2 separate regions of the Homo sapiens genome follow, and region 2 is linked to region 1. Evidence: chromatin contacts called from ENCODE Hi-C or POLR2A ChIA-PET data. All regions are on one chromosome and are shown on one strand. Each heading gives the region's core, a stretch centred on a gene start or an enhancer-like site at or near the end of the contact. The rest is flanking DNA. Distances are from core to core; before and after follow the strand shown.

Region 1 (2,700 bases), core at 157-2,656:
TCCAAAAAAAAAAAAAAAAAAAAAAGTTTTAAGAATAAATGAATGTTGTCCACACCTCAATTCTTAAAAGCTTATACTTATGTGTAGCCTCTGCCTATAAGAATTAAGCCTGGGTGTGGTGGCTCACTCCTGTAATGCCAGTACTTTGGGAGGCCAAAGTGGGAGGATTGCTTGAGGCCAGGAGTATGTGACCAGCCTGGGTAATATAGTGAGACCCTGTCTCTACAAAAGAAAACAACAATAATGATAAAATAATACAGATTTTTTTCAAGAAAGTTAATGTTTGTAATGGGTCCCTTAATTTGCACAGAACTTCAAATTAAATTATTCCAATCTTTGGAGTGACCCTCAGGGTATTATTATGACCTTTCCCAGATGAGAGAAACAATAGCCAAAAGTTACACTGTCAAAACTGGTGGAACTGGGATCCTGGCATTTTGGCCCTCCCTTCTCCACTGCAATGCCAGCCCCCGAGATGGCATGTACAAATCTACGTTATCTGTTATTTTTCACATGCTGCCAGCATGTCACAAATCCAGTCTAAATAAAATGTACAACTTCCTCTTGCTACCACAGCTCACCCTCCAGCTAGGATTTCTAATTTGCTGTCACCAACAGTATCCATTCCTGGACTGTGCTCATGCCTTTTCCATAAACCAGGACCATCTCTGGGAATCTGCTCTCCTTCTACCCAAGCCCAAAGCAAGTCTTGGGAAGGGGAAGGTCACAAATCCACCTGTTAGAGAAGGGAGTTTCTAGTTCAAAAAAAGTTCTTCCTCTACATCTCTAGGCATAAGAACCCTATTCCAGTCTCAAGCTACCTCCAAGAAAAGTGGCTCATCCAATTGGCCCTGTTAATTATGCCCAGGAGATGATCCTGGAATTGTGTTTGTGAACATTAAAATCCTAATGAAACGCACTAGGAAGCTTGGCATTTAAAGGATTCCTGCTAGCAATGAGTAAGCCACAGTGAAGATTCCTTCTGGAAGGGGAGTAACTGACCCCAGAGTAATTGTCCTGTTCATCTTATTGATACCTAATGGGTTGACTTAAAGAAGCGCTCACCAGCTCCTACTTCCGGGCCTGGAATTCTTGGAAATGTGGTCTTTCCGGGCTCCCCAATGCTTGGCATTGGAGCCTCGTTTCCTCATTCTGCTTCCCTTTCCTCCTGAAACTGTTTATAGACCTGAGGTCCCGCTTGTGAGCTGAGGAAGGGCTGAGGGCCCTCAGTGAGTTGTCCACCTTTGGGAAAACGAAGACACAGGGTGAGCAAAGCAATGTGCTAAATGACAAATAGTTAAAGATTTGTCTAGATTTCACAATGGCTCTGTGTCTTATATCACTTTCATTTTTATGTCGGAAACAGGATTCAGTGCCTCTTACTCACGGTTGCATCATTGATGACAGAGAGACATTGTGTTTCTTGGCAGAGGCTGGCCCTTACAGATGAACTGGGGAGAGGGGGCTCATGCTGGGCCTGAAACGTACTTTAGGAAGCCTTTTTCTCTCCCCTGTTGGAGACACTTCCTCACATTTCTCTCAACAATGGGTTCTAAGCCCCTCCACCCCTTCCTCAAACTAACAGCCTCATGCACCCCAAACAGGCTCATTCACCCTGAGCAAAGAAGACCCCATCCTACAGTCCCAGTGTTCCTCATCCACACTTCTGGGCCTGCCTCCCTTCTTCCTTTCACCTAAGTCTGCCACCTCCCCATCCATCTGCCCAGGAGCATCACACTAACCAACAACTCCTCTCCCTAAGGTGTCTGCAATCAACTCTTTCCACCAGCCCTTCCTGTCAACATCCAAACATGCCCAGGTTTCTCACACTGAAAAATTAAAAAATAAGTAATCCTTTCACCCGACTTCCCCTCCAGTTATGGCCTTAGCTCTCCCTGCACAGCTTCAAAACTGGCATCAGGCCCATCCTACTCCCAAAACAGTTCTTAACAAGGTCACTGTGATCTTTGGTTGATCAAACCCAGTTGTCAGTCTGGTTTCCTTCCTCCTTCCTCCTTACAGCTGATGCTCACTTCGTCCTCCCGAGCTTTTCTTGCCCACTAACTGCTCCCACAGGTTCCCAGCTTCAGCAGGCTCCTGGCCCCCATGGGCAGGACTGGGAGAAGTTCTCCCTGTAGACAGACCGGCCCTTGAGAAGCCACATTACAGTCTTGAAGGGTCCTATGTTATGGTCATGTGATCTAAAAATTAGTACTTTAATAGAGAAAGACTCCAAGTCCCCATCAATAATAGTTCCTATTTTCCAAAATTCCAGGAATGACTCCAGCCTCCATTAGATGGACGCAATCTTTCTTTAGAAATGCTAAAATTGTGGAGGGCCTTGATCTAGTCAGCTGTTCTGTCTTTACCAGAGATTTGCATATCTCTGGTTTCATCCTAGTTGATAGTTCCTTTCTTAGAAGGCAACCTCATTTAAAGTGGCTAAAATATGCTGTTGCCCTTGGGTATCAACAACAAAGAGTCCTGTAACTGACATGAGACCATCCGCAAGAAGTTCCTGATTCTTCATCTACTGACTAACCCCTGCCCTTGCCCCCTCCTCTGGTTCCTCCTCAGAGGCCTCCTAAAAGCCTTCCCATCCTGTAAGCCCCCAACCCCATTATGCAGTCAGACAGAACTAATGGTTCCCCTCAGCAGTCCCTCCCAGGATTATAAATTTATCATACTCAAGTATTGATT
Region 2 (2,700 bases), core at 65-2,564, 160 kb before region 1:
CTACTCAGGAGGCTGAGGCAGAAGAATTGCTTGAAATGGGAGGTGGAGGTTGCAGTGAGCTGAGATCACGCCATTGCTCTCCAGTCTGGGCAACAAGAGCAAAACGTCATCTCAAAAAAAAAAAAAAAAAAAAAAAAAAAAGAAAGGAAATCCTGTAGGGCTGCAGCTCACTCCAGTTACCCACAGGATTATGCCTGAGCAATGCAACCAGACCCCCCAGTCTCCCTTGCCAACTGCCTCAGCCTCCCTCCCTCTACTCCTCCACCAGAACACTGCCTTCAATCAGGACAAATGGCTCGCCCACCTTGACACCCTCCAGGCTGTGAAGTGACCTGGTATCTTTGCTGATGCTATTCTCATCACGGAATTCATAGCCTCCCTTCTCCAACTGGAGGATGTGTCATCAAGGCTCAAGACTGACGCTTGAACAGCCCCTCATCCCATGACACCAACCTAATGCACCATCCGACCGCCATCATTACAACCCAACAGAATCCACATCCATCACTCTTGATGCTTTTCACACACACAGGGTCTCTCCACTGTGGCATTTAACACTGTAATTGTTACTTCATTGGCCAATCTCCCTAGACTGTAAGTCCTTAGAGGCAGAGTGACTAGATCCAGTCAGATTCTAGATGTCTTTCACCAGCACAAGGTCCAGCACTGGCTCCGCTTAGTGAGCCTGCTAAATGGTTGGGCAAATGGTCCTTTTCTCATGGGTAAACAGAGATCAAGGATACTTCCCTCTCTGTATGATGCCCACTTTAAGGATCTCTCTGTCCTATTTCTTACAACTGTATATGAATCTACAATTATCTCAAAAATTTTAATAAATTTAATCTAACATTAAGTTAATTTAAATGTAATTAATGAAAGGAGTCCTGTACATTGGTGCCCGCTCTCCTGTGAAGCCCTGATATATTTCTGTTGCAGGAAAAAGAGATCCCCACACCCCACATCATGCCCTGACTGCTTATCCCCCAACTAAAACCTGAGACCCCTGAATCTGGACAAAGCATTCTCCTTGGAAGTGCTGACAGCTTGCATCGAGCTTGTATTTACCAGTTTTCATTTTACTTGCATTTTACCCAGTTTGATACTGATCCTGGGGGCCACTGTGTGTCCCGTGGTCAGGGCCAATCAGAAAGGCTGGTGGGTTCCTCCCTCCAGTTCTACCTGCTTCCACTTCTTCTCTTTCCCCGCAGCCTGTGAGTGAGATTTCAGCATGCCTTGTGGTTAATGTCTCAAAGGTTTCCTGAACACTGACTGTGAGTCATGCTATCTGACAACCACTAGGTGTTCAAAGAATAATAAGACACATTTCTCTCCCATGAGGGTCATACAGACTCATGTGGAAGAGGAAGGAGAGAGCAGGTGACTCCAGCAAATGGATATGGATCCATTCGTATTAGATTGGTGCAAAAGTAAGTGCAGTTTTTGCCATTCATTTGGCAAAAACCACAATTACTTTTGCACCAATTTATATATTTTACAAGATGCTATGAGAGGACAAGAGAAGGCAGGAGGACCTAAACCTGACTAAAGATGTCAGGGAAGCAAGTCTTAGAGCTGAGACTTGGAAGATATTCAAGGACTAGGCAAGGAGACAAAGTGAGGAAGGGCTTTTTAAGGAAAAGGATCAAAAGGGCAAAGACCTGGGTCAGCACGGCCATTTCTGGAACTCCCAGGATGCCGGTACAACTGGAGCATGAATTGTAAGAAATAACAGTTAAGAGAAAACATCGAGACAAAGGCAGGCAAGGGCCAGATCATGGACAACTGGGAGATGCCTTTATCAGGAGTTTGGATTTCAAACTTGAAAGTGAATGAGGAGAAGAAATTAATGGTGTAGCTCTTAGATTAAAAAAAAAAAAAACAAACATTATCTGGAGATGTTGGTAAATCAGTCTACATGATCCCATAAACAGCTGAATTTGACCTGAGTGCTGATTAACATAAGTCACATGATTTCTTATACTCTCCATACGTTGCTGGGAGGATATTGCTTAATAGAATTGCTCTTCTGGATTGCTGGGGCTTAAACATGTAGGAGACACAGGTGAATTGCTGTAGCTCCTTAGCTATAAACTCTCCAAATGGAGTAATGGGGTGACTCATGGTAAAAGCATTTCTGCCATGGAGCAGTCTCTTGATATTGCCCTCATCGCCAAGAAAAAGCTATGTCCTCATGGCACTCGGCCAGTATATCCGGGCATCTGTTCAGCAGATGCTCTTCCCTCACACGGGATGCAATTGGCTTCATTACTTCCTGGATCACTCTCTATTATGGGAACTGCGTGTAGGGGAAAGGACACACCTGTGTTCACATCCCAGGCCTACCACTTACCAACTGTTTGACCAATGGCAAGGAACTCCTGAGCCTCCGTTTCCCCATTTCTAACATGGGAATAAGCACCCTTACCTCAGAGTGTTGTTAAATGACATAATACATGGGAAGTGCCTAGCTAATTAGAGATTCTCAAACAGAGAGAGATGGGTGTTATTAGTGTTGGGGGCCAAGTGTTGTTTTCAGCTCAGATCTTCAAAGAGGTGGAGAGGGAAGTGCTGAGGATCTCAGAGTCAAGATCTCTCCTAACTGTGTGGCTATACATCATCTCAGGGCATGCAGTGCTGGGCCAAGGAGAAGCTGGCAAGTGCCTGATCTTCCTGGCATGAGCACCGCCTTCCTCTGACTGT

Evidence for each region. A loop is a pair of places that touch in the nucleus more often than their neighbours do. ChIA-PET counts read pairs that join two places held with the same protein, here RNA polymerase II (POLR2A). Pooled maps may share reads with other maps.
Region 2: a map of PC-3 shows a loop between it and region 1 (12-fold over the local background). The contact joins two enhancer-like sites. A Hi-C loop is called at or near these places in 1 of 168 maps with a recorded cell type or tissue (PC-3) and 1 of 50 pooled maps. POLR2A ChIA-PET finds 5 or more read pairs at or near these places in 2 of 52 experiments (AG04450 and PC-9).

What each region holds. Positions count from the first base shown.
Region 1 is chr9:107,547,202-107,549,901 of GRCh38, reverse strand. No RefSeq gene overlaps it. Among named protein-coding and RNA genes, the nearest start is that of KLF4, 59 kb to the right of the region's middle. Within about 2 kb of position 1,406, at least 13 of the 41 ENCODE cell types and tissues checked have a DNase peak (open chromatin) inside an H3K27ac peak, as active enhancers do; they include PC-3 and PC-9, where a contact is called at or near this core.
Region 2 is chr9:107,711,170-107,713,869 of GRCh38, reverse strand. All of the region lies in intron 2 of LOC105376207 (a long non-coding RNA gene), which reads left to right. Among named protein-coding and RNA genes, the nearest start is that of KLF4, 220 kb to the right of the region's middle. Within about 2 kb of position 1,314, at least 6 of the 41 ENCODE cell types and tissues checked have a DNase peak (open chromatin) inside an H3K27ac peak, as active enhancers do; they include PC-3 and PC-9, where a contact is called at or near this core.